Regions from separate parts of the Homo sapiens genome. Here region 1 is linked to region 2. A link is a loop called in an ENCODE intact Hi-C map of the cell type or tissue named here. Cell type or tissue: psoas muscle. All regions are shown on one strand. Each heading gives the region's core, and the rest is flanking DNA. Links, peaks and the distances in the headings are about the cores only.

Region 1 (14,751 bases), core at 4,223-12,222, 49 kb before region 2:
TGACGATGGCCCTCAAACCCCACAACGAGACCTTCTCAATTTAGCCCTCAAAGCCTTTAATAATTGTGATGAAGAAAGTGAAAGGCAAAAACAGGCAGAGTTTCGAATGCTTGCCTCCGCCATCGGGAGGCCCTGCAGGCCCACGGGGCCGCAGCTCCACACGGGAGCCTCCTAGCAAGCCACCTGCACCTGGCGTCTGTTTCAAGTGTGGCAATGAAGGCCACCGGTCCAGGCAATGCCCAAACCCAGGTAAGCCCCCCAGGCCGTGCCCCCTCTGCAGAGGACCCCACTGGAAGTCGGACTGTGAGCGGCCCCTGCAAGGACCGCCTCCATCCCTTCCTGAGCCGGCCAAAACCTACTCGATCTCATCGGCCTTGCCGCTGAAGACTGACAGTGCCCTGGAACGGACACCCCGGCAACTACCATTGCCTCATCTGAGCCAAGGGTAACCCTGATAATGGCAGGTAGGCCAGTATGTTTTTAAAATTAATATCAAGTCAACCTACTCTGCTTTACCTAATTTTTCAGGACTCACCGAGTCCTCCCAGGTCTCTGTTGTGGGAATTGATGGACAACTGATGGTCTCCAAATCCCGAGCCCCCCTCCACCCTTCTGCTCCCTTCATGCCTTTTCCTTCACTCACTTTTTTTTTTTTTTTTTTTTTTTTTTGAGACGGAGTCTGGCTCTGTCTCCCAGGCTGGAGTGCAGTGGCGCAATCTCCGCTCACTGCAAGCTCCGCCTCCCGGGTTCACGCCATTCTCCTGCCTCAGCCTCCCGAGTAGCTGGGACTACAGGCGCCCGCCACTATGCCGAGCTAAATTTTTGTATTTTTAGTAGAGACGGGGTTTCACCGTGTTATCCAGGATGGTCTCGATCTCCTGACCTCATGATCCACCCACCTCGGCCTCCCAAAGTGCTGGGATTACAGGCTTGAGCCACCGCGCCCGGCCTTCCTTCACTCACTCTTAGTCCTGCCCTCATGCCCAACTCCACTCCTAGGCAGAGCCATGCTTTCAAAACTCCACACCACTCTCCACTCCCACGTTCCCCTAGTACCCAACGCATCCACCCAGACCCCTCCAGGGCTTCTAACTTTCTTCTACTCCTGCAACCTCCCACCCTAAAACATGCAACCTTTCCTTATCCCCCATCCATGGTTAACCCCGCTGTTTTGAGATACTTCCACACCCTCAGTTGCAAAACACCACACCCCCTTCTGCATTACCCTTAAAATCCCCACCCAGTTCCTATCACAGAAGCAGTATCCAATCCCCTAAGCAGCTCTTGTAGGCCTATAGCTTATCATTTCTCGCCTCCTCGCCAGTCACCTCCTCCGCCCAACAAACTCCCTTTTAAACACACCAATTCTACCTGTTAAAAAGCCAGATGGAACTTACCACTTAGTCCAGGACTTCAGGCTCATTAACCAAACTGTACTCCCAGTATGTCCAGTAGTCCCTAACCCATACACTTTACTTTCCAAAATTCCCTCCAATACCACCCATTTTTCTGTCCTAGACCTAAAGGATGCTTTTTTCCACAGTTCATTTGCACCCTGATTCTCAAGACCTCTTTGTTGTTATGTGGGAAGACCCCAACACCCACCTTTCACATCAGCTCACTGGTGCCTACTACCTCAAGGTTTTAGAGACAGCACCCGCCTTTCACATCAGCTCACTGGTGCCTACTACCTCAAGGTTTTAGAGACAGCACCCACCTTTTTGGACAGGCCCTTGATCATGACCTCTGTACCTTATCCCTAAAACCGTCCACTCTCCTTGATGATCTGCTCCTGGGTAGCCCCTCTCAAAAAGACTGCAATGCCCATACTATCTCTCTTTTAAACTTCTGGCAGAGTGGGGGTATCAGGTATCCCCTAAAAAAGCGCAAACATGCACCCCCTCAGTCATCTATCTAGGCCTAGCTCTTACCCCATGAACCCAAGGGCTCATAACAGACCACATATCCCTCTTCCAGTCCCTCCCGCCTCCGCAAACTAAGCAAGAAATTCTCTCTTTTCTAGGACTAGCGGGATATTTCAGGCTCTGGGTTCCCTCCTTCGCTCTACTAGCCAAACTGTTATACCAAGCTGCTAAAGGCCCTCTCCATGAGCCTTTAAACCCTGCACAGCCTATTACCCAACCTTTCTGCCTACTCCAGAAGTCTGTCACCCCAGTCCCCATCCTCACCCTCCCAGACCTCACCAAACCTTTCTCCCTCTATCCTGACGAACGGCATGGAGTCGCACTACGTGTTCTAACCCAGTCTAAGGGACCCGCCCTCCAGGTTGTTGCCTACCTCTCTAAACAGCTCGAAACCACAGTTCTCGGATGGGCTGCTTGCTTCCAAGCACTGGTGGCAGCTGCTGTCCTCACCCTTGAAAGCCTAAAACTATCTCTTGATGCCAACCTAACAGTTTAGTCAGCCCATAGCATCAAAGACATGCTAGCTCACCGCAGCGTACTAAGTCTCATCTCTGCCCCACGGCTCCTCCAACTGTATGCTTTATTCATAGAAACCCCCCAAATCACCGTGCTAACCAGCTCCTGTCTAAACCCGGCCACACTCTTACCTGAAGCCACTACCTCCCAAGACCCTGCACACTTCTGTGTGGACACTGTTCAAACTTTTCTTACCTTTTCCACACCTAACAGACCAACCCCTTCCAGATGCCTCCTTTACTTGGTTTGTAGATGGCAGCTCCTTCCTACATCAAGGATGCCAACATGCTGGCTATGCTATAGTGTCACCCACCCACACTATTGAAGCTAATCTGGTCCCCCTAGGAACCACCTCCCAAAAGGCTGAACTCATCGTCCTCACTTGAGCTCTCACTCGAGCAGCTGGACATGTATTCAGATTCTCATTATGTGTTCCACGTAGTGCACTCACACTTGTCCATCTGGAAAGAAGGGGGTTTCCTAACTGCAAACAACACCCCTGTCATGAATGCTCTCATCAGCAAGCTCCTTCAGGTTGCCAGGCTCCCGCAGAAACTTGCCATCATTCACTGCAGGGGCCACCAAACCCCAGACAATCCTATATTGGCCAGAAATGCTTTAGCAGATAGAGTAGCCAAACAAATGGCCCTACAACCCGTGCAAGGCCAGTTTCTTTCCCTGTCCTCGTTCTCTCCTCTTTACTCCCCAGAAGAAAAGGAGGACTGCCAAGCCCAAAACCTTCAAAAACAAGGACCACGGTATGTCAAGGAAGTGCGCTTCGCTGTCCTCACTCTCAAACAATCCCTGTCCTCCAAAGCCTCCACAACTCTTTCCATGTCGGGTACAAACCTGTCCTGCAACGTCTCTGCCCTATCCTCATTTGTCCTCGTCGGGTACAAACCTGTCCTGCAACGTCTCTGCCCTATCCTCATTTGTCCTCATCTTTCCAGCCGTGTTCGAGAGGTCACCCAGTCCTGCTCTATCTGCCACTCAATGTCACCCCAGGGTTCCCTCTGGCCACTGCCTTTTCCTACCCACCAAGCCCAGGGCAAGGTACCCGGGCAGGATTGGTAGGTAGACTTATTCACATGCTGCCCCATAAATGGCTCCACTATCTTCTAGTCTTTGTCTGTACTTTCTCCAGGTGGGTAGAAGCATTCCCAACAACTTCAGAAGGTGCAAATATCATCACACAAACTCTCAACATGCATATAATTCCCTGTTTCAGACTCCCAACATCCATCCGGTCCGATAACGGGCCTGCCTTTATCAGCCAAATCACCCAAGGCGCCTCTACATCCTTGGGAATAAAATGGGTTCTCCACACACCCTACCGGCCTCAATCTTCAGGCTAAGTTGAAAAGGTCAACTCTGTCCTTAAAGCCCAACTCACCAAGCTCACTCTAGAAATCTGCCAGTCGTGTACGAGAAGTCTCCCTTTCGCCCTCATGAGACTCTGGCAACACCAAAGGCAGCCTTTTTTTATAGTCCCTTTGAGATCATGTATGGCCGAACTTTTGTCTTAGAGCCTCCACCCTTAACAGACTCTGAGCCACTCAGGAATTACCTCCCCTCCTTAATCCAGACACGGTCTTTCACTCGTGAAGCAGTGAGTGAGGCCATGCCTCTCCCTGCCGACACCTCCTTATCCTCTCAACATCATAACTGTCTTGCAGGCACAGACGTGTTTATCGGCCAAACTGACCCTCACAAAAAGCTACCACCGAAGTGGACAGGCCCCTACACTGTGATACTCAGCACACCAACTGCAGTGAGAGTCCGAGGACTCCCCAACTGGATCCATCGCACCAGGGTCAAGCTCACCCCCAAGGCAGCTTCTTCCTCCAAAACATTAACAGCTAAGTGTTTGTCTGGGCCAATTTCTCCTACCAAGTTTAAATTAACCAACATTTTTTTCTTAAAACCAAAACACAAGGAAGACTAACCACGTGCTTCCAGGAATGGCCTGTATCTACCCAACCACTTTCTATACCTCTCTTCCAACCAAAAGTCTTAATATGGGAATATCCCTCACCACGATCCTAATACTGTCAGTAGCTGTCCTGCTGTCCACAGCAGCCCCTCCGAGCTGCCGTGAGTGTTATCAGTCTTTGCACTACAGAGGGGAGATGCAACAATACTTTACTTACCATACTCATATAGAAAGATCCTGTTATGGAAACTTAATCGAGGAATGTGTTGAATCAGGAAAGAGTTATTATAAAGTAAAGAATCTAGGAGTATGTGGCAGTCGTAATGGGGCTATTTGCCCCAGAGGGAAGCAGTGGCTTTGCTTCACCAAAATTGGACAATGGGGAGTAAACACTCAGGTGCTTGAGGACATAAAGAGAGAACAGATTATAGCCAAAGCCAAAGCCTCAAAACCAACAACTCCCCCTGAAAATCGCCCGCGGCATTTCCATTCCTTTATACAAAAACTATAAGCAGATGCATCCCTTCCTAAGCCAGGAAAAAATCTGTTTGTAGATCTAGGAGAACCATTGTGCTTACCATGAATGTGTCCAATTGTTGGGTATGCGGGGGAGCTTTATGAGTGAACAGTGGCTGTGGGACGGGATAGACATTCCCCCTTACTTACAGGCATCCCAAAACCCCAGACTCACTTTCACTCCTCAGGAATGCCCGCAGTCCTGGACACTTACCAACCCAGTATGAGGGACGGTGTGCATATCCCGCAAGTGGACTGATAAAACCCATCGCGCCGTAGGTGAAAACCCGTCACCAAACCCTAACAGTCAATGCCTCCATAGCTGAGTGGTGGCCAAGGTTACCCCCTGGAGCCTGGTCTCCTTCTAACTTAAGCTACCTCAATTGTGTCTTGTCAAAAAAGGCCTGGTACTGTACGAACACCACTAACCCTTATGCCGCATACCTCCGCCTAAGTGTACTATGCGACAATCCTAGGAACACCAGCTGACAATGGACTGCCACTGACGGATTCCTGTGGATATGGGGAACCCAGGCTTACTCACAGCTACCTTATCACTGGCAAGGTACTTGCTTCCTAGGCACAATTCAACCTGGATTCTTTTTACTTCCGAAGCAGGCGGGCAACACCCTCAGAGTCCCTGTGTATGATAACCAGAGAAAAATGATCCTTGGAGGTAGGAGGGAGCCAAAGATTGTGAGAGGACGAGTGGCCTCTGCAACGGATCATTGAATACTATGGTCCTGCCACTTGGGCAGAGGATGGTTCATGGGGTTATCGCACTCCCATATATATGCCAAATAGAGCGATTAGACTACAAGCTGTTCTAGAGATAATCACTAACCAAACTGCCTCAGCCCTAGAAATGCTCGCGCAACAACAAAACCAAATGCGCGCGGCAATTTATCAAAACAGGCTGGCCCTAGACTACTTATTAGCAGAAGAGGGTGCGGGCTGTGGTAAGTTTAACATCTCCAATTGCTGTCTTAACATAGGCAATAATGGAGAAGAGGTTCTGGAAATCGCTTCAAACATCAGAAAAGTAGCCCGTGTACCAGTCCAAACCTGGGAGGGATGGGACCCAGCAAACCTTCTAGGAGGGTGGTTCTCTAATTTAGGAGGATTTAAAATGCTGGTGGGGACAGTCATTTTCATCACTGGGGTCCTCCTGTTTCTCCCCTGTGGTATCCCATTAAAACTCTTGTTGAAACTACAGTTAACCTCCTGACAATCCAGATGATGCTCCTGCTACAGCGGCACGATGGATACCAACCCGTCTCTCAAGAATACCCCAAAAATTAAGTTTTTCTTTTTCCAAGGTGCCCACGCCACCCCTATGTCACGCCTGAAGTAGTTATTGAGAAAGTCGTCCCTTTCCCCTTTTCTATAACCAAATAGACAGGAATGGAAGATTCTCCTCGGGGCCTGAAAGCTTGCGGGATGAATAACTCCTCCTCCTCAGGCCCAGTCCCAAGGTACAAACTTGCACCAGCAGCAAGATAGCAGAGGCAGGAAGAGAGCTGGCTGGAAGACACGTACCCCCTGAAGATCAAGAGGGAGGTCGCCCTGGTACTACATAGCAGTCACGTTAGGCTGGGACAATTCCTGTTTACAGAGGACTATAAAACCCCTGCCCCATCCTCACTTGGGGCTGATGCCATTTTAGGCCTCAGCCTGTCTGCATGCAGGCGCTCATTAAAACAGCATGTTGCTCCACACCGCCTCATGTTGTCTGTTGGCGCGCTCTCGGGGTTCCAACCAATGCAAGAGCCTTGCACTGATGACATGTCCCCAGGGTGGTTGGGCCACAGCTTGGTTTTATACATTTTAGGGAGATATGAGACACCAATCAATATATGTAAGAAGCACCTTGGTTCTTCTGGAAAGGTGGGACAACTTGAAGCAAAGGCAGGAACACTCCAAGCGGGGAGGGAGCTTGCTGGGCACAGAAAGGTGAGACACTGGAGGCTGCATTCTTTTGAGTTTCTGATCAGCCTTTCCAAAGGAGGCAATGAGATATGCATCTATCTCAGTGAGCAGAGGAGTGACTTTGAATAGAATGGGAGGCAGGTTTCCCTTAAGCAGTGTCCAGCTTGACTTTTCCTTAGTGATTTTGGGGCCCAAAATATTTTTCTTTCACATGGGCAACATGGGAGGATCACTTAAGCTCAGGAGCCAGAGGCTGCAGTGAGCAGAGGTCACACCACTGAGACGCTGTCTCAAGAAAACAAAACTAGGCTGGGCACGGTGGCTCATGCCTGTAATCCCAGTACTTTGGGAGGCTGAGGCAGATGGATCACAAGGTCAGGAGTTTGAGACCAGCCTGACCAACATAGTGAAACCCTGTCTCTACTAAGAATACAAAACACCCAGGGAGGCGGAGGTTGCAGTGAGCCGAGATCGAGCCACTGCGCTCCAACCTGTGCCACAGAGCGAGACTCTGTCTCAAAAAAAACAAACAAACTAAACCAAACCCACTTTTAGGCCTGGAGTAGTGGATCACGCTTGTAATCCCAGCACTTTGGGAGTCTGAGGCAGGCAGATTGCTTGAGTCCAGGAGTTCGAGAGCAGCCTGGGTAACATGGTGAAACCCCATCTCTACAAAAAATTTTTTAAAAAGCTGGGCATAGTGGTGCACGCCTGAAGTCCTAGCTACTCTGGAGGCTGAGGTGGGAGAATCGCCTGAACCCAGGAGGCGGAGCTTGCAATGAGACGAGATCGAGCCACTGCACTCCATCCTGGGTGACAGACTGAGACCCCTTCTCAAAAAAAGAAAAACAACAAAATATCACTGAGCTCCAGCCGGGACAGAGTGAGACCCCTTCTCAAAAAAACAAAAACAAAACAACAAAATGCCACTTGTAACTGCAGCTAATCACAGCATGGATATTCGGGGCCATTTGAGTCAGTGCTCCTGGCTTGCAGTCCATAAACTTGGCCCAGAGAATCTCCACTTGCACGAGTTTTGCTCCTGCTTCTGTTTTCTGTTTTTGAGACAGAGTCTCGCTCTGTTGCCCAGGCTGGAATGCAGTGATGTGATCTCGGCTCACTGCAAGCTCCACCTCCCAGGTTCATGCCATTCTCCTGCCTCAGCCTCCTGAGTAGCCGGGACTACAGGTATCTGCCACCATGCCCAGCTAATGTTTTCTATTTTTAGTAGAGACAGGGTTTCACCGTGTTAGCCAGGATGGCCTCGATCTCCTGACCTTGTGATCTGCCCGCCTCGGCCTACCGAAGTGCTGGGATTCCAGGCGTGAGCCACTGCGCCCGGCCTCCTAAAGTGCTGGAATGACAGGCGTGAGCCCCCGCGCCTGGCCACCCCTGCTTCTTCCTTTAGGTCAGCACCTGCTAGGTTTAAGACATTGTGGGCGGGGACAACAGAAGGGATATTTTCAACCTTTTTTGGTAAGAAGAGTTGTTTCTTTTTTCTTTTTTTCCTCTGCCCTATCTTATAATGCTAAAAGAGTTGCTTCTTTATTTTTATTTATTTATTTATTTTGAGACAGGGTCTCACTATGTTGCCCAGGCGGGTCTCGAACATCTGAGCTCGTGACCCTCCCATGTCAGCCTCCCAAAGTGCTGCGATTCCAGGCATGAGCCAATGTGCCTGGCCAAGAGTTGCTTTTTATTTTATTTTATTTATTTATTTAGAGATGGAGTCTTACTCTGTTGCCCAGGCTGGAGTACAGTGGCATGATCTTGGCTCACCGCAACCTCCGCCTCCCAGGTTCAAGCAATTCTCCTGCCGCAGTCTCCCAGGTAACTGAGATTATAGGCCAGCGCTATGATGCCTGGCTAATTTTTGGGTTTTTAGTAGAGATGGGGTTTCACCATGTTGGCCAGGCTGGTCTCGAACTTCTAACCGCAGGTGATCTGCCCACTTCGGCCTCCCACAGTGCTGGGATTACTGGTGTAAGCCACCACGTCCGGCCTCCAAGTTTCTATTTTACATTTCTCATCTCCATCCTGCCAAGTGTCTATTCCGCACAGTACTGACTCATTTGCTCTGAAGGATGAGCTGAGGAGTTCTCCTGGGCTACCTCCCAAGTTCCTATTTGTGTCCTCCAGGTTCTTGGTTTATCTTCTGTTTACTTGTTAGGGTTTATAACACTCTCATTCTGTCTTGTAATCTCCATAGTTGTTTAGCCTTAATTCACAGGCAAATAGGTTCTAAGGTCTCCCCCAGTACTACTGTGGCCTTCAATTCTTGATTTTTTTCTTTTTTTTTTTTTTGAGATGACTTTCGCTCTTGTTGCCCAGGCTGGAGTGCAAGGGCGTGGTCTTGGCTCACTGCAACTTCTGCCTCCCAGGTTCAAGCGATTTTACTGCCATAGCCTCCCAAGTAGCTGGGATTACAGGCGCCCGCCATCATGCCCAGCTAATTTTTGTATTTTTAGTAGAGACGAGGTTTCGCCATGTTGGCCAGGCTGGTCTGAAACTCCTGACCTCAGGTGATCCACCTGTCTCGGCTTCCCAAAGTGCTGGGATTACAAACATGAGCCACCGTGCCTGGCCCAATTTTTGAATTTTTAATGTTAGTTCATCTCTTGTTTGGCTGGATTTCACTGTCTAGTTTTCCTCCCACGAAGGGCTTGAGGAGGTGAGAGTCTCTGAATACAGGCAGTTGAAAGATGGCATATATGGGCCAGCACGGTGGCTCCTGCTGTAATCCCTGCACTTTGGGAGGCTGAGGGGGAGAGATAGCTTGAAGCCAGGAATTTGAGACCAGCCTGACCAAAATGGTGAAATCCTGACTCTAGTATAAACACAAAAATTAGCCAGGCGTGGTGCCGTTTCCTAAAGGATTGGCCTCAGCCACTTACTCAGCCTGAGGCTGCTCTGAGACTGCAGTGGAGAGCCAAGGGGCTGTGGCTTCCTCAAACCCAGATGCTGCTTCAGCCCCGGTGCCTCTCACACCCATCCGGAGGCCTTGAGGACTGCCCCGCAGGGCTCCCTCCACCAGTGCCCTGTGCTCCTGGCAAAATCCCTTTCGACATCCAGGTTAGGCATCATGTCCTTCAAAGCCTTCTCTGATGAATCCCCATCTTTGCCTCTCCCCAGACAGCTCCCCTGCCTCTGCCTTCTACGTCTGTTATCCGGCACATCGCCATGCATCTGTCTCTCAGCTGCCCCCTTTCCCAGGCCATACACTCAGAGAAGGCAGGCTGTCTCGATCACGTCTGAACCCGTGGCCGAGGCATAGTGCCTAGCATATAGTAGGCATTTCAAATAATGTTTATTACAGACAGGTCTCTAAGGGTGAAAATTACACTAGAAGGAACACTGTTTTAGCAGTTGTGAATTTTTTATATCCTATTGCTTCAGATCCGTTCTAGAATAAAGGCCAAGGTCAGGGGGAAAGGGAAGGAGGGTCAGGGAGAGAAGGTGGTAGAACCAAGGAAGCTGAGCACTTAAAACACCCACTTATTTAATTTAATTAATTAATTTATTTTTTGAGACGGAGTCTTGCTCTGTCGCCCAGGCTGGAGTGCAGTGGCACAATCTCGGCTCACTGCAAGCTCTGCCTCCCGGGTTCACATCATTCTCCTGTCTCAGCCTCCCGAGTAGCTGGGACTACAGGCGCCCACCACCACGCCCGGCTAATTTTTTTTTTGTTTTTTTTTTTTGAGACGGAGTCTTGCTCTTTCGCCCAGGCTGGAGTGCAGTGAGGCTATCTCGGTTCACTGCAAGCTCCGCCTCCTGGGTTCACGCCATTCTCCTGCCTCAGCCTCCCAAGTAGCTGGGACTACAGGCGCCCGCTACCATGCCCGGCTAATTTTTTGTATTTTTAATAGAGACGGGGTTTCACCGTGTTATCCAGGATGGTCTCGATCTCCTGACCTCGAGATCTGCCCACCTCAGCCTCCCAAAGTGCTGGGATTACAGGCGTGAGCCACCGCACCTGGCCAATTTTTTGTATTTTTAGTAGAGACAGGGTTTCACCGTGTTAGCCAGGACGGTCTCGATCTCCTGACCTCGTGATCTGCCCACCTCAGCCTCCCAAAGTGCTGGGATTACAGGCGTGAGGCACTGCGCCCGGCCTCCAACAGAACGTGGGAAATCACATAGACCCAAACAATGGCCCCTTGGGTGACCACTGTATTGCCACCAGATGGACTATCAAGAAATCATCTGCAGTGATAGCTACAAAATGCAGAGCTGTGCTTGGTGCTGGCTATTCGGTTTTAAGCCCTTCCAATGGGTGGAGGAGAGTAAACCAAAATCCCAGAAAGACTAGCCCAACAGGACTAGTTCTAAGGGAAGAACTTTATTTTTTTGAGACGGAGTTTTGCTGTTGTTGCCCAGGCTGTAGTGCGATGCTGCAATCTCCACTCACTGCAGCCTCTGCCTCCTGGGTTCAAGTGATTTTCCTGCCTCAGCCTCTTGAGTAGCTGGGATTACAGGCATGCACCAACACGCCCGGCTAATTTTGTAATTTTAGTAGAGAGGGGGTTTCACCATGTTAGTCAGGCTGGTCTCAAACTCCCAACCTCAGGTGATCCATCTGCCTCAGCCTTCCAAAGTGCAGGGATTACAGGCATGAGCCACCGCGCCCAGCCAGGAAAGAACTTTATACAAGTCTCATGCTTTATCTTAAAAATATATGCAAATCAAAATATATTCATGTTCATTTTAATATTAAGGGAATTTCCATTTCCAAAGCATCACCGCCCATCACAGTAGTTCCACGGATCCCAGCTTGAGAACTATTAAATGAAAAACCAAAAAATGCAAATAGCAGGATAGAAAAGTTGTAGGTACATTAAAATGGTTACACCTACCACCACCACTGGGGAATCCTGTAAGATGTTAATGGCTGGGAATGGGGGCTCACGCCTGCAATCCCAGAACTTTCTGGGGCCGAGGCAGGCAGATCTCTTGAACCCTGTCTCTACAAAAAATAGAAAAATTAGGCGGACATGGTGGCCAGTGCCTACAGTCCCAGCTACAAAGTGGGCTGAGATGGGAGGATTGCTTGGGCCTGGGAGGACGAGGCTGCAGTGAGCTGAGATCGCACCACTCCTCCGGGCAAGAGTGAGGCTGTCTCAAAAAAAAAAAAAAAAAAAAAAAAAAAAAAAGGGTGGGTTAGCATAGTGGATTTTAGGTAAGTTTACTATTTTCTTTTTGGTAATGTAGTTTTACCACTTTTATTATAAAAAATGTGTTTAGAAGAATCTGGCTGAGTTGCTAAGTCTCCCGTGTGGTAACACAATTTGAGGCAGATGACCACAATACTAGTTTTCAATTTTGATATTTAAAAAAAAAAATTTTTTTTTGAGATGCAGTCTCACGCTGTCACCCAGACTGAATGCAATGGCATGATCTCGGCTTACTGCAAACCCCGCCTCCCGGGTTCAAGCGATTCTCCTGCCTCAGCCTCTTGAATAGCTGGGATTACAGGCACGCACCACCACAGTTGGCTAATTTTTGTATTTTTAGTAGACACAGGGTTTCACCATGTTGGCCAGGCTGGTCTCAAACTCCTGACCTCAAGTGATCCATCCGCCTTGGCTTCCCAAAGTGCTGGGATTACAGGCGTAAGCCACCGTGCCCTGGCCCTCACCTACATTGGTTACTTTCTCTAAGTCAGACTGGGGGTCTGTCTCTGCAGAGTGCTGGGGGAGCGTGCTCCATGTGATGCACAGGAGCCCCCCACATTGCCCCCAAAGGTGTGACTTAAAGTTATCTATCACAAGGGATGGGAGGTTACTTGGCCAACCCAGAAACCCTAAATAGGTAAAATAGCTCATTGAGTGCCTGTGGCCAGCGGGGAGCAACTTCGTCCCTGCACCGCACAAAACTTCACCTCTTCCTACTCCGTCCCTGCACCGCACGAAACTTCACCTCTTCCTACTCCGTCCCTGCACCGCACGAAACTTCACCTCTTCCTACTCCGTCCCTGCACCGCACGAAACTTCACCTCTTCCTACTCCGTCCCTGTACTGCACGAAACTTCACCTCTTCCTACTCCGTCCCTGTACTGCACGAAACTTCACCTCTTCCTACTTCGTCCCTGTACTGCAAGAAACTTCACCTCTTCCGAATCTCACCAATGAAAATGTCCTCAAGTTTATATAAAATATCTAACAGAGGCAAACAAAACAATTCCCTTCCTTTTCTGATGGTAAAATACTGCAATACAATTTGTTTGCAATGCAGTAGTTAAAATTAGTAACATTCCTGTTCCTTTTTTTTGATTGAGTTTCACTCCTGTTGCCCAGGCTGGAGTACAATGGCACGATCTTGCTCACTGCAACCTCCGCCTCCCAGGTTCAAATGATTCTCCTGCCTCAGCTTCCTGAGTAGCTGGGATTACAGGTACCCACTAGCATGCCTGGCTGATTTTTGTATTTTTAGTAGAGATGGGGTTTCACTATGTTGGCCAGGCCGGTCTCAACTCCTGACCTCAGGTGCTCCACCCGCCTCGCCCTCCCAAAGCGCTGGGATTACAGGAATTATCCACTGCACCTGGCCAAAACTCCTGTTTCTAATGATCAAAAACCAGGGCTGTAGGATTAGAAGTCACTATTACTGGCTGGGTGCAGTGGCTCACGCCTATAATGCCAGCATTTTGGGAGGCTGAGGCAGGTAGATCATGAGGTCAGGAGTTTAAGACCAGCCTGGCCAAGATGGTGAAACCCCATCTCTACTAAAAATACAAAAAAAATTAGCCAGGCATGGTGGCGTGAGCCTGTAGTACCAGCTACTCAAGAGGCTAAGTAAGGCAGGAGAATCACTTGAACCCAGGAGGCGGAGGTTGCAGTGAGTTTAGATTGTGCCGCTGGACTCCAGCCTGGGAAACAGAGACTCCATCTCAAAAAAAATAAAAGAAGTCACTATTACATTATTGATACTCAGCTGATAATCAGTTTAATGCGAAATTGACTAGGCTGAGCACAGTAGAATCACACCGCTCTAAAGCACTTAAAATTCTCTAATTATATGGATTTGCCCAGTGATTCATAACCTTAGAGTTTAAGAAAAATTCCTTGCACATAGTAGATATTCCAAAATATATGTTGGATAATCAGTGTTACTGTTGCTAATTCACCACTCACTGTAAAAAGTGTGAAAGTGGCCGGGCGCAGTGGCTCACGCCTGTAATCCCAGCACTTTGGGAGGCGGAGGTGGGCAGACCATCTGAGGTCAGGAGTTCGAGACCAGCCTGGCCAACATGGTGAAACCCTGTCTCTACTAAAAATACAAAAGTTAGCTGGACCTGGTGGTGAGTACCTGTAATCCCACCTACTTGGGAGGCTGAGGTGGGAGAATCACTTGAACCCAGGAGGCGGAAGTTGCAGTGAGCCGAGAATGTGCCACTGCACTCCAGCCTGGGTGACAGAGTGAGACCCTGTCTCAAAAAAAAAAAAAAAAAAAAAAAGGTAAAAGTGAAACCGATTATGCACAGCGGGCCTTGTGACTCTTGAGTGGATTTTATTTTTGCACTCCAGGATGCAGTGAAGACGGTGGAAGGTTCATCTTCACACCGAGGGCCCTCAGTGTCGAGGTGACTCCCGGCCTGAGGAGGGCTGAGGCATCCTGAATTTTGAGAGTTCGAGGTTGAGGTCTAAGAAGGTGTACGTGCTGTAGTCATGATGCTGCAGGTTCTTGTAGGTAGTGTTGTCAAACGGCTCAGCAGGCACTGGGGCTGGCTCTGCGGAGGAAACACGATGCCCATGAGACCAACACAAGGACAGCTCTTTATGAATGACTCGGCTCACACACAGGCGCTTACCTACCAAGCATTCTTCATCATCCCTATCTGTGAACAGCTCTTTATGAATGACTTGGCTCACATACAGGCGCTTACCTACCAAGCATTCTTCATCAACCCTATCTGTGAACAGCTCTTTATGAATG
Region 2 (13,682 bases), core at 5,683-13,682:
CCCAGCTACTTGGGAGGCTGAGGTGGGAGAATCACTTGAACCTAGGAGGCGGAGGTTGCAGTCGGCCGAGGTTGCGCCACCGCACTCTCCAACCTGGGTGACACAGCAAGACTCCGTCTCAAAAAAAAAAAAAAAAAAAGCACAGTGTTAGGACTTTTCTAAATACTTTTAGTTTCTGTCAGTAATCACATCTTACTGGCTCCTTGAAGTAATGGTTGAAGGCGGGTGTAGGAAGTTAACTTCAGCTAATTGAGATATAAAAGTAGAGCATGTGAGTGTTTCGTATGGTGGCTTTCTTTAGTTATCATTGGTATTGTGGCTCAGTTTGTTTTATCGTTATTATTATTTTTTGAGACAGGGTCTCTCTGTTACCCCGGTTGGAGTGCAGTTGCACAAACATAACTCCCTGCAGCCTCGACCTCCTGGGTTCAGGTGATCTCCCGCCTCATCCCCCTAAGTACCTGGGACTACAGGCACATGCCAACATACCTAATTTTTTTTTGAGATGGAGTCTTGCCCTGTTGCCAGGCTGGAGTGCAGTGGCGCTATCTTGGCTCACTGCAACCTCCACCTCCCTGGTTTAAGTGGTTCTCCTGACTCAGCCTCCTGAGTAGCTGGGACTACAGGCACGCACCACCATGCCCGGCTAATTTTTTTTTTGTATTTTTAGTAGAGACGAGGTTTTACCATGTTGGCCAGGATGGTCTCGATCTCCTGACCTCGTGATCCACCTGCCTTGGCCTCCCAAAGTGCTGGGATTACAGGTGTGAGGCACCGCGCCAGGGCTGCCTAATTTTTGTAGTTTTTTGTAGAGACGTGGTTTCGCCATGTTACCCAGGCTGGTCTTGAACTCCTGAGCTCAAGCGATCCTCTCGCCTTGTCCTCCCAAAGTATTGGGGGAAATTCAGCCAGATATTGGGCAAAATTCACCCCCGATATTTCACGTAGGTTCTTTTCAATTTTCCCTAAGCGTCGGCCGGTTTGAGAAATAAAGGGACAGAGTACAAAAGAGAGAAATTTTAAAGCTGGGCGTCCGGGGGAGACATCACATGTCGGTAGGTTCCGTGATGCCTCCTGAGCCGTAAAACCAGCAAGTTTTTATTAGGGATTTTCAGAAGGGGAGGGAGTGTACGAATAGGTGTGGGTCACAGAGATCACATGCTTCACAAGGTAATAGAATATCACGAGGCAAATGGAGGCAGGGCGAGATCGCAGGACCACAGGACCGGGGCAAAATTAAAATTGCTAATAAGTTTCGGGCACCACTGTCATTGATAACATCTTATCAGGAGACAGGGTTTGAGAGTAACCGGTCTGACCAAAATTTATTAGGCGGGAATCTCCTCATCCTAGTAAGCCTGGGAGCGCTATGGGAGACTGGGGCTTATTTCATCCCTACAGTCTCGACCAGAAGATGGCCACACCCAAGGGGGCCATTTCAGAGGCCCACCCTCAGGGGCGCATTCTCTTTCTCAGGGATGTTCCTTGCTGAGAAAAAGAATTCAGCTATATATCTCCCATTTGCTTTTGAAGGAAGAGAAATATGGCTCTGTTCCGCCTGGCTCACCAGCGGTCAGAGTTTAAGGTTATCTCTCTTGTTCCCTGAACATTGCTGTTATCCTGTTCTTTTTCAAGGTGCCCAGATTTCATATTGTTCAAACACACATGCTCTACAATTTGTGCAGTCAACGCAATTATCACAGGGTCCCGAGGTGACATACATCCTCCTCGGCTGACAGGATTAAGAGATTAAAGTAAAGACAGGCATAGGAAATCACAAGGGTATTGACTGGGGAAGTGATAAGTGTCTATGAAATCTTCACAATTTATGTTTAGGGATTGCAGTAAAGACAGGCATAAGAAATTATAAAAGTATTAATTTGGGGAACTAATAAATGTCCATGAAATCTTCACAATCCACATTCTTCTGCCATGGCTTCAGCTGGTCCCTCCGTTTGGGGTCCCTGACTTCTCGCAACACCAAAGTGCTGAGATTATAGGTCTGAGCTACCATACCTGGCCTGTTATTAGTATTGTTAATGTGAGTTTATCCCTGCCTCTAGCCTTGGGTTAGTCCTTGCCCATGAGGAAGAGGGCCATGTGTCATTGAGGGTTCTTCCAGCTTAGCTCTCTGGGTTCTGGCATGTATGCTGGGAGATTTTCTGTTTAGTTAGGCTTCATGCTGATAAAATTAGAGCTGTTTTGAACTTCCCCATGTCCCTTTAATATGTCTGTATTTTGGCTACGTGATCCCCTTAACAGTTTCTACCTCCTCCCATGTTAGAAATTACCACGCTGGCCAACAAGGAATGCAGCCTTATTTCCTTAGGTGAAGCTTAACCGTCTTCCTCCTCTCTTCCTCAGGGAGGACGCGCCCTTGGACCAGGGGAGCGGTGCGATTCTGGCGTCCACCTTCTCCAAGTCTGGCAGCTATTTTGCTTTAACCGATGACAGTAAGCGTCTGATTCTTTTCCGTACAAAACCATGGCAATGTCTGAGTGTCAGGTATGAGATGCTAACGCTGGATTCTTAAGATGTCGAATGCACACCTTATCCTTGCATGCCTGTAGCAATAGTGACCATAACATGGTGATAAGGGTGATAAGTGGTTGACACGGAGCCGCAGTTCAGTGCCAGACACCACTTTCAGTGCCACATGTGTGTTGGCTGATCTGATCCTCACGGCAGTTCTGGGAGGGTGCAGGGGTGCTGTTCTGTCCCACGCTGGGTGGTGAACAGTTAGATAGCAGACTCCGATCAGTGGGCTCGGAAGACAGAGCCGGGCCCTGCTGCTGGTCCCTCCACCTACAGTGTTGGTGCCCCTGTTTTCCAGGGCAGTCCTCTGTCCTTGTGATTAGCAGGAACAAGGCTGTGAGCCTGCCCTGGAGAGTGATAGGGATTTGGGGTCTGTTGAGGGGTCTGTACCATAGTATTAAGCTAGGTGGGTTTAGTGCACATATGTCTGAGTATCTGAAGAGTGGATGGGGAGTGGATCCGTGGGGATGGGGAGGCCAGTAACTCTGGCAAGAACGGGAGATATCGCTATGCCTTGCCCTCTTACTTAGCAAAGTCCGGAAAGGTTCTTCTGCCTTCCCTATTCCTCCTTTTTTATTTTTTTGAGACGGAGTTTTGCTTTTGTTGCCCAGGCTGGAGTGCAATGGCGCGATCTTTGCTCATCGCAACCTCGACCTCCCGGCTTCAAGTGATTCTCCTGCCTCAGCTTCTCCAGTAGCTGGGATTACAGGCACTTGCCACCATGCCCGGCTAATTTTTTGTATTTTTAGTAGAGATGGGATTTCACCATGTTAGCCAGGCCAGCTCTTGAACTCCTGACCTCAGGTGATCCGCTGGCCTCGGCCTCCCAAACTGCTGGGATTACAAGTGTGAGCCACTACACCCGGCCTGTCTTTAAGATTTTTATTTCATCTTTTTTTTTTTTTTTTTTGGAGAAGGGTCTCATTCTGTCACCCAGGCTGGAGTGCGGTGGTGTGATCTTGGCTCACTACAGCCTCCGCCTCCCAGTTTCAAGCAATTCTCCCATCTCAGCCTCTCGAGTAGCTGGGACTATAGGTGCACACCACCATGCCTGACTAATTTTTGTATTTTTTGCTGGAGACAGAGTTTCACCACATTGGCCAGGCTGGTCTCCAACTCCTGATCTCAGGTGATCCACCCGCCTCAGCCTCCCAAAGTGCTGGGATTACAGGCATGACCCACCGCTCCCAGCCTCATCTTATTTTCAAAGAGAAGAGTAAAAACCCAAATTCAGCTGGGTGCAGTGGCTCCCACCTGTAATCCTAGCACTTTGGGAGGCCGAGGCAGGCGGATCGGATCACCTGAGATTAGGAGTTCGAGACTAGCCTGGCCCACATGGCAAAACCCCGTCTCTACTAAAAATACAAAATTAGCTGGGCATGGTGGTGCGTGCCTGTAGTTCCAGCTACTCGGGAGGCTGAGGCAGGAGAATCTCCCGAACCTGGGAGGCGGAGGTTGCAGTGAGCCGAGATCATGCCGTTGCACTCCAGCCTGGGTGAGAAGAGCAAAACCCCGTCTCAAAAAAAAAAAGCCAAATTCTAGGTGGCATCAAAAGCAATGAATGCCTGCTCTGTCCTCTCTTCCAGTCAGGTTAAAAAGAAAGCCCTGAAACGCTGCATCATTTCTACTCTATGTGTTTTTGTGTATACGGGTTTTACTATATATGTTTTTATGTATATGTGATTTACAATATGTTTTTGTGTCTTTGTGTATCAGGTAGGTAATAGATGCACATGGTTTAAAAACTTAAAACACAACAAAATTAAACCAAAGAGTATGCGTCAGTCTCCCTTCTTACCCACCTTCTGGCTCCTTTCCCATAGGCAGTGATGGTTTCCCAGTAGGAAAATGACTTTTAAATGCATGTCCCTACATGTCTGAGTTATAACTGATAATAAATGGCTGCTTCCACCTGACTGCTGTGGATCGCGTCATCTTTATCTTGAAAGGCCTGTGAACGGCATCCTCTTGCTAAGATAGCCACATGAGTAAGTCATTTAGGACCTAGAATAGAGAAGATGGGAAGTGTTTTCAGGATTCAGGGTGAATGCCTCAAGGTGGCCTTGAGGTGTCCTGCTCTGAGCCCCTCCACAGGGATCTCTGCAGGTGGCAGGGGCTTTCTAGTAGGTTGGCCTTGACTTTGGGTTTCTTGGACAACCTGTGGGAAGGAGGGATGGACAGGTTTTCACCTCTCAGTGTTGAAAGAAGATAGTAGTTGTCCTAGTCTGCTTGGGCTGCCCAACAAGATACCACAGACTAGGGGCCTTAAATAACAATTTTCTCACAGTTGTAGGGGCTGGAAAACCAAGATCAAGGGGCTGGCAGGACAGGGCTGGTTCCTCTGAGGCCTCTCTCCTTGGCTTGCTGATGGCGTCTTCTCCCTATGTCCTCACAGAGTCGTCCTTTTGTGTCTATGTCCTCATTTCCTGTTCCTGAAAGGACACTGGTCAGATGGGGTCAGGGCTATCCCAATGACCTCTGTTTCACCTCTGTAAAGGTCCTATCCAAATACAGTTACATTCTGAGGTCCTAGGTAGGTCAGGGCTTCAACATAGGAGTTGTGGTTTGGAGGATTCAGTTAAGCACATAACAGTTCATTTTGCCTTTCGGACACTGGCTGCTGTAGAGAGCTTTCATAATTCACATGAGATTCTCAAAGGGGGCTTGGACTCCCAAAAGTTAAAAATGAAATGATCTAAGGGAATCTGATGGTAATTTTTTTTTTTAATTTGAGACGGAGTTTCACTCTTGTTTCCCAGGCTGGAGTGCAATGGCGTGATCTCAGCTCACTGCAACCTCTGCCTCCCAGGTTCAAGCAATTCTCCTGCCTCAACCTCCCAAGTAGCTGGGATTACAAGCATGTGCCACCACGTCTGGCTAATTTTTTGTATTTTTAGTAGAGAAGGGGTTTCACCATGTTGGCCAGGCTGGTTTCGAACTCTGACCTCAAGGTGATGTACCTGTCTCAGTCCCCCAAAGTGCTAGGATTACAGGAGTGAGCCACTGCGCCTGGCCTGGTAATTCTTTTCCTAAAGTAAAGGCCCTGGCTGAGCTTTGGCATAGGCATAGTGCACAAGAGCCGCTTGGGTGTCTTGTGAAAGCACAGACTTTGTGATTCATTTCATCTGGGCTAGGCCATATGCTCTGTGATTTCTTTCTTTCTTTGTTTTGAGACAGAGTCTCGCTCTGTCACCCAGGCTGGAGTGCAGTGGCCCAATCCCGGCTCACTGCAACCTCCACCTCCCGGGTTCAAGCGATTCTTCTGCCTCCGCCTCCCGAGCAGCTGAGATTACAGGCACTTACCACCATGCCCAGTTAATTTTTGTCTTTTTAGTAGAGATGGGGTTTTGCCATTTTGGCCAGGCCGGTCTTGAACTCATGACCTCAGGTGATCCGCTGACCTTGGCCTCCCAAAATGTTGGGATTACAGGCGTGAGCCACTGAGCCCAGCTACAGCAGTTTTCTTGACTATCCCTCTACTGGTGGTCAGCATTTTTTTTTTTTTTTGAGATGGAGTTTCGCTGTTGTTGCCCAGGCTGGAGGGCAATGGCACGATCTAGGCTCACTGCAACCTCCGCCTCCTGGGTTCAAGTGATTCTCCTGCCTCAGCCTCCCGAGTAGCTGGGATTACAGGCATGCACCACCACGACCGGCTAATTTTTTCTATTTTTTTAGTAGAGATGGGGTTTCACAATGTTGGCCAGGCTGGTCTTGAACTCCTGACCTCAGGTGATCCACCCACATCGGCTTCCCAGGGTGCCGGGATTACAGGTGTGAGCCACTGGCGCCTGGCCAGAAGAGCAACTCTTTATATACTTAAGAATCATTTGTGTTTTGTAAACTTTTTTTTTTTCCATATCCTATGTTTTTCCATTGGGGTGTTGTTTATTTGTAGGAGCTCTTTATATTTGGACACTTTAGTTTTACAAAATAAGCCCATCTCCCAAAGTGTGGCTCTCAACATGGCCTTTCTCACACGGCCTTTCTGTGGCACAGGTGTGTAAGGTGAGCTGCACCGGTAACCACTGAGACTGGATTAGCATTTTCCAATACCCTTGCCTTAGCTGACAAAACTTCAAAGCCCTGGGGTCAAGAACAAGTGCAGAGCTGAGATCCACGTGCCGATGTGTACACGGATCTCAGACGTGATCCAGTTACTTAGACAACAGTGGAGTGTGTGGGTTCCCGTTCAGCTATGGTGAGTGGGGTTGTAGAAGTTGGGAGTGAATTCTCACTTGTCTGCTTCCCCTGGAGTACAGTTCGGTGTCCTCTCATGCTACCTTTTGCCTTTTTTATCCTTTGGTTTTGGTCCGTACAGAAAATTGGAAACCACTGAGAAGTACAAAATGAGAGCAAGAACAAAAACCACCCTGAATTTCACCACCCAGAGCCAGAGTATGGGATGAGCACTGGGGCCAGGCCCTCCTCCTCCTCTCTGCAGATGGATTACAGGATTTGCATGTGTTACACTGTAGTGGTGGCATGTGCTAGCCTATAGCCTGTTCCCCCCCGCCAGGGCAGTGTTGACAACACTGTGTCATTCCCTGTAGCTGAGTTGTTACATTGTTTGCACTGTTCCACTGCTCAAATGCTAGTGTTTCCTTGTACCTCTTCCTGCCTTTAAACTTCGGGAAGTTTGAGCCAGAGCAACTGGGACAGCAGAGGTGTGGACAGTGTGGGTTTACTGGCACCAATGTGTGACAACAGACACGGCGAAGCTTCCCAAGCCTTGGTGTCCAGCGGTTTCCTTGGGGTTGATCACATGCTGTGGGGGTGGCTGACTTTTAGTTCCCAGCCCCTCCAGAGGTGGAGTGGACACCTTGTGGCCCCAGGCCCCTGCCCTAAATCACGTACTTAGGCTGCCTGTGGGGCCCAAGGCCCCTACTCTTGGAGATGAGGCCAAAGGCAAGGTTAATTCTTCACTATGCAGAGGGTGTACCCTGTGCCAAGGCTTTTGATGTCTGGTACCAGACACCATTTGAGGAGTAGCCACTGCCTGCAGAGGGTAGGGGAGGCTGGGTCTGGCCGTGTGTGCCGTAGGCCTGGCTGGTGGTGGGGGTGAGCGGGCAGGGAGCTCACTCGTGTCTTGAAGACGCTGACTCTTTCAAGTCTGGACAGTGCTGCGGCTGTGAAGTTCTGAGGTTGCCAGAAAGATGGAGACGTGGGTGGAATGTCACCTTACTTCAATGTGAGCTTGCTGTCCAGAGGTAGTGTCTCACTTTGAACTTGGGAGAGAGGGGATGTCCAGTCTGCCTGCCCGCTGTGTCCTGGTTCCTAACAGTGGAGCTTCTTCACCCTGATGGAAGCGCGGAGGCCCAGGGCTCCTCCAGGGGTTCTGACTCCTCCAGAGGGACGGGGCCTCTGCTCCTGGCATCGTGCATGGCCCAGAGGAGGGAGGAATCTAGAATTCTCTCCACTCAATGTGGTTGCCTGTGGCAGTTGGCTTCTTGGAGGAGGTCATTTGAGGTTGAGAGCTCCATGAGTTGGGACTCGTGGTGGATGCAGATACCGCTGCAGGCTGGGCGGGTGGGGGGCCTCTTCATCCTTGGTTGTAGGTGCTTTGCCAAGAGGGAGATGTCTTGCTGTGTTGACTCGTCTTTTGAAGGTTGTGTGCTGGTGTGATTCTCTTTATGGAAGCACCTGGTAAAACTCTGGGAGGCTGGCATGGTGGCTCATGCCTGTAATCCCAGCATTTTGAGGGGCCAAGGTGAGAGGATCCCTTGAGGCCAGCAGTTCGAGGCCAGTCTGGCCTCAACATAGTGAGATCTCGTATCTACAAAGAAAAAAAAAAGCACAAGTCCAAGAGTGGGCAGTGCATCTAGTTTAAGTACCCCTAATCTGAAATTCACAATCCTCCAAAATCCGAAATTTTGTGAGCATAGGGAAGATGCTCAAAGGAAATGCTCACTGGAATGTTTCGGATTTTGGATTTTTAGGTTAGGGATGCTGAGCCAGTAAGTATTTGCAAATATTCCAAAACCTGAACAAATCTGAAGTGCAAAGCACTTTTCGTCCCGAGCATTTGGGATGAGGGATGGGCAGCCTGCAGCATGTGAGCAAAGAGCAGTGTTTGGCTCTTGGCAGTGCCCCTTTACCTGTGCGTTCACTTTTTTTTTTTTTTTTTTTTGGTGGAGCGGAGTGTCTCTTTGTCACCCAGGCTGGAGTGCAGTGGCACGGTCTTGGCTCACTGCAACCTCCACCTCCTGGGTTCAAGCGATTCTCCTGCCTCAGCCTCCTGAGTAGCTGGGATTATAGGAATGAGCCACCACGCCTGACTAATTTTTATATTTTTAGTAGAGATGGGGTTTTGCCATGTTGGCCAGGCTGGTCTTGAACTCCTGACCTCAGGTGATCTGCCCACCTTGGCTTCCCAAAGCTCTAGGATTAGAGGCGTGAGCCACTGCGCCCGGCCTGCTCTTGGTTTTGAAAGTGATGTCAGCAGTATAACTTCGTGTAGGAAATGTTTGCCTTAGGTGGTGTGGAAGATGGACCATGTGATTTGATGCAGTCCAGGCAGCAGATTACAAAATCCCGCCTCGATGGTGTGGCTTGGGGTTTCTCCTGACCTTGGTGTAGGGCACGCCTTGCTGCCTCCCCTTTCTCTAGTTGAACTGCAGGACAGTGGGTACAGTTGTGAAGTTACTGCCACTTTCAACATCTCTTGGCAAATTCCTCAATAATCTTTTTAAAATTCCTTTAGAATTGTGGGTTTGTGAACTTTTCAGCATCGGGTGGAGTGAAATTGTTACCCTTTCTCTCAGTGAGAAATTGGAGGGGATTATTGTGGCAGGAGGAGTAGGTTTGGGGGATGCGAGTGGGGCAGGGAGAGGGGCATAGGGTGAGTTTTATCAGGAGCTGCTTTCAAGGAGAGGACTAGGGTGAGTGGAACCATGCTGAGCTGGCAGGCAGCACCCTGTGGCTGGTCCGCAAACATGGGGGCTGCTCCCCACACCTGGAGGCTTTTTATGCCTCTTAGATCTCAGACTCTTAGATCTGATGCACCCGCTCCCCAGAAAACCGCCCACGCTTAGCACATCCACCTCCATTCAGTTTTAGAGGTTCCATGTACTCCTAGCCTCTCTGCATTTCACTGAGGCCCTGCACCGCTGCAGGATGCCCCTGAGCTGGGCGAGACCCTAGGCTCTGTCCCATGGTTGCTTTGTTACTGTGCTGCTGCTGGGAAGCTTCCTGTTGAAGGGTTTTGAGGCGTAGCCAAGATGGAAGTTGTGGGCAGCAACGATTCTTTCCCAGGTAGCAGTTTAGAACCGCAAGGGACGGAGGGCCTGCCACCTGGGCAGTCAGGAGACTCTTGGCCCGAGGGACTGAGGCCAGGTTTTCCAAGCCGAAGATGAGGACACAGGGTGACGAGTGATACATTGATTTTGACATGTGTGTTTATGAGGGAGAAATCCTCCCAGTGGAGTCTGTGTTTCCGAAAACAACTGTGAGAGCCACGGCAGCACGTGGGAAAGGCAGAGCCAGAGAACCATCTGATTCGCTCTGCCCAGGGGGTGGAGAGAGAGCACCTGGCTGCTGGAGTGTGGGTGTGGATGGTGCCTGGTGTCCTCAGTGCCCTGTTGGGGCTGCCCAGGCGGCTCTCTGGAGGGGGGCTTGGGGCAGTGCCAACTCAGTCTGGGAGTTCAGGGCTCAGCCACTCGACTCCTGGCAGAGAACGGAGGGTGTGGAGATGGGTGGTTACTTGCTAGGTTCTGCTGGTCTCTGGGCCCTGAACCCAGTGACTGTGGAGGGAGTGCTGAGACCCGAGACCCGAGACCCTGCACAGGCTGGGGGTTGGAGGGCGGGCGGGGTTGTGCCTCAGCTAGGGTGACAGGCCGGCTTGCCATTGGTCCAGTGACCTGCCCCATTCTGTGACCTCCCTTGGATCCTAGCACCCAAGCCTGCGAGTAAGGCTCAGCTGCGTCCTAGAATCGGTGCCAGGATAAGCCCAGCTGGAGAGGCTGGGAGCCTCCGGCTGGGGCAGGACAAAGGGACGCGGAGCAGTGCCCTCTGCTGAGCTGGGCAGGAGGCACGGTGTCGGGGGCCATCTGTGCCACACGCCTTCCAGCCAGGCTGGGGGGATGAGCGCCCTGTGAGTCCAAGTCCATCCCCCCTCCCTGTGGCATCCTCTTGGGCTGCTCCTCTGTGCCACCATGGTCGTGTTTGTGGCAGCTGCTTAATGAGCCCATCGGACATTGGGGGCTGTGTCGCTGGTGCAGTGCAGGGCTGTTTGTTTAAATTGCAGTGCACCCTGAGAATTCTGATTAATCTTGCCCCAGAGCGTAATTATCTTTCTTTGTCCTTGTTTTCTCTGTGTTTACCCCGTTATACTTCCCTTCTGCCTCCCTTCTGCAGCTCTGCTGCACAGCTGTGAGGGAGGAGGAGGGATGCTGCTTCCAGCCTGGGGTGTGGCCCAAAGGTCCTGCCTGCCCTTTTCTGTCTTTTAGTCCCTCTGCCCCTGAGAGAAACATAGGGGCCTCATTGAGGACAGCGTTCCTGAAGCTTCCATCTCAATTTCCAGCCGCAGTGGGCCGGGCGCCCTGTACTTGTCTGCCTGGTGTTGGCTGCGTATTGGGCAGTGTGTGCTGCCACAGCCCTGGGGGTGGGGAAGCAGGGCTGGCTGCTGTTCTGTAGTGAGGCCCTGTGGCTAACTGCGTGTGTGGGAAGCTGTGCTACAACTCATATCTATGTAAAATAGAACATATGGGTCCCTGCCTTGTGGAGAGGACATAAATACGGGACGATTCCAGTAGAAATGATGTGGAAATGAGAGCCCCAGGAAGTAGTGTAGCCCTGAGCCCTGGCGAAGGAGAGGGAGCGAACTGTGACTTTGGTTCTTGCTGAAGCAGTGTGCAAACGTGCTGCATCCGGAACTCTGGTGCATCCATGACTCTGGGTCGGGGTTGGATTCATGGATGTGCTGATGTGGATGTGGACTGGGGGGAGCGCAGGCCTCTCACACGCTGGATAACCGAGCTTCCTCCCGAGGAGGGTAGGGTGCTGCCTCACTGCTGCCCTGGGCTGGGTCCTGCCCTGAGGGTGGCCAGGCCCCTCCATCCCTCTGCAGGGCATGGGGCACGGCTCTCTGTCTGAGGCTCCTGGTTCGACGCAGCAGAACGAGCAGCAGGGGTCAGTGTGGGTCAGGGGAGCGGCAAGGCTGGGGGGCCCTGGAGACTGGTGCCTGCCTTTGTCCTTGACAGTGGCCCCCAGCACACTCAGCGTTTATGGAGAGGGCCGTTGTCTCCCTCAATGCATGATGAAGACTCTGGGGTTAAGGAACCATTCCCCCATTTCTTGATGACAGTTTTCAAACACACAGGAAAGTTGAGGATTTTGTCACGCATTTATCCACCACCTAGATCCCACCATCAGGAGCAATTTTCTATTCTTTTCTTTTTTTTTTTTTTTTTTTTTTTGAGACGGAGTCTCGCTCTGTCGCCCCAGGCTGGAGTGCGGTGGCGGGATCTCGGCTCACTGCAAGCTCCGCCTCCCGGGTTCACGCCATTCTCCCGCCTCAGCCTCCCGAGTAGCTGGGACTACAGGCGCCCGCCACCACGCCTGGCTAATTTTTTGTATTTTTAGTAGAGACGGGGTTTTCACCGTGTTAGCCAGAATGGTCTCAATCTCCTGACCTTGTGATCCACCCACCTCGGCCTCCCAAAGTGCTGGGATTACAGGTGTGAGCCACTGCGCCCGGCTAGGAGCAATTTTCTTAAAGAAAAACGTTGTGAAAGTAAATTTGTCGAAGGCATTGGCTTTGTTCCAGTTGTTAGCATTGCTTAATTTTTTTGGCACCACCTTCAGCAGCTGGAAAACAGAGCATATGGCCAGGTACCGGTGCCTGCCACCGCCCACGTGGCCTGCCAGGCTGTCGAGGACCCTGCGCTGCTCCTGGAAGCTAATGGGGGTGTCTTTCTGGCCTTCTAGGACCGTGGCAAGGAGGTGTACAGCCCTGACTTTCATAGCCTCGGAGGAGAAGGTCTTGGTGGCCGACAAGTCTGGAGACGTCTACTCCTTTTCGGTGCTGGAGCCACACGGGTGTGGCCGTCTAGAGCTGGGGCACCTGTCTATGCTGTTAGATGTGGTAGGTGGGGGACGTGGTAGGTGGGGGACATGGCAGGTGTGGGACACGGTACATGGGGGACGTGGCACGTGGGGCATACGCTGAGTCAATGTCTACCCTGTCAAGGCTCAGGCACCTGTCCATGCTGTTAGACGCAGTACGTGGGGGACATGGTATGTGGGGTACAGGCTGAATCAACGTCTGCCCGGTCTGTGCCCCAGCGTTTGGTGGGGAGAATGGGGCTCCCCCGTAGCAGGGACAGCCCTCTGCAGATTTGGGAGCAGGGGAGTGGTGGGAACAGGATTTAGGAAGGTGGAGCAGACAGCAGGGAGAATGAAGAAGGCAAGTGAGACAGGAGGTGGTCAGTAGGTGGCCCCAGGTTGGAAGTGAAGGTGTGGGAGGAGCAGGTGCAGCCACGAGCCTCTGGCTCCGCCTCCTTGGCCGGGAGCTGTGCCAGGTGCTGTAGGAGCATCACCTCAGCACTGCTCCCAGCAGCCCCTGTCACCCCACTCTGTGTGCCCCGTGTGTCACAGACACACACCTGGAGCCCCAGAGGGCGCAGGCCCACAGCCCGGGTGGTGGAGCTGGGATTGGACGCACACAGGGACAGTCAGGAACAATGGCGAGTGTGGGGTATCAAAGGGAACCTCACTGGGACTTGGTGACAGATGGGTGTGGGGACATGTGTGACAGGAAGGCAAGGAAGGCAACCCAGTGTTGGGCAGGAGGGTGCAGCAGGCCTGTGGCGGGTGGAAATGGGCGTGGGGCCTGGATTTGCCAAGGTGCGGGAGACAGGCAGGCAGGGGTGGCACTGCCCCACCCCAGAAGCCTGCTCTAGCACTGAGGAGTGAGGGCTAGAGGTGGCCAGGGACCCTCTGGGGAGGGAGAATGAGGGCCACCAATTAGACGTAGGGACGGGAGGAGGGGAGGAGCCACGCTGGTCTGTCCTCGAAGGCCTCATCCTCTTGGCGGCCAGGCTGCAGCTTCCCTGCCTTCTTCCATGAGGGACTTGATTCGGGAAGACTCAGGTGAGCGGCTTTTTCTTTTCTGGCCCCTGGTGATGCAGGCTGTGAGTCCTGATGACCGC

The links. Peaks named below come from ENCODE experiments on the same cell type or tissue, not always from the same donor. Only the 100,000 strongest peaks of a DNase experiment are listed, where the experiment ranks them.
Region 1: it touches region 2 in a loop (3-fold over the local background); 6 of 110 quality-filtered maps call a loop at or near these places.

The regions. Positions count from the first base shown.
Region 1 is chr21:42,908,658-42,923,408 of GRCh38, reverse strand. It overlaps NDUFV3 (NADH:ubiquinone oxidoreductase subunit V3), which reads right to left. Exons shown (of 4, transcript NM_021075.4): 4 at 10,110-14,545. The coding sequence ends at 14,388. ERVH48-1 (endogenous retrovirus group 48 member 1, envelope) reads left to right here. Exons shown (of 2, transcript NM_001308491.2): 2 at 4,118-6,606. The coding sequence starts at 4,403. The coding sequence ends at 4,885. Among named protein-coding and RNA genes, the nearest start is that of ERVH48-1, 9.6 kb to the left of the region's middle. RefSeq lists enhancers at 7,631-8,137, 8,138-8,645. In psoas muscle, for the core only: no CTCF peak of the experiment used is centred there; no DNase peak of the experiment used is centred there; H3K27ac peaks cover 1,930 bases.
Region 2 is chr21:42,862,374-42,876,055 of GRCh38, reverse strand. WDR4 (WDR4 tRNA N7-guanosine methyltransferase non-catalytic subunit) reads left to right here. Exons shown (of 11, transcript NM_018669.6): 3 at 2,365-2,505; 4 at 12,460-12,616; 5 at 13,662-13,682. Among named protein-coding and RNA genes, the nearest start is that of WDR4, 10 kb to the left of the region's middle. RefSeq lists an enhancer at 9,554-10,249. In psoas muscle, for the core only: no CTCF peak of the experiment used is centred there; DNase peaks (open chromatin) are centred at 10,165, 10,458 and 11,060.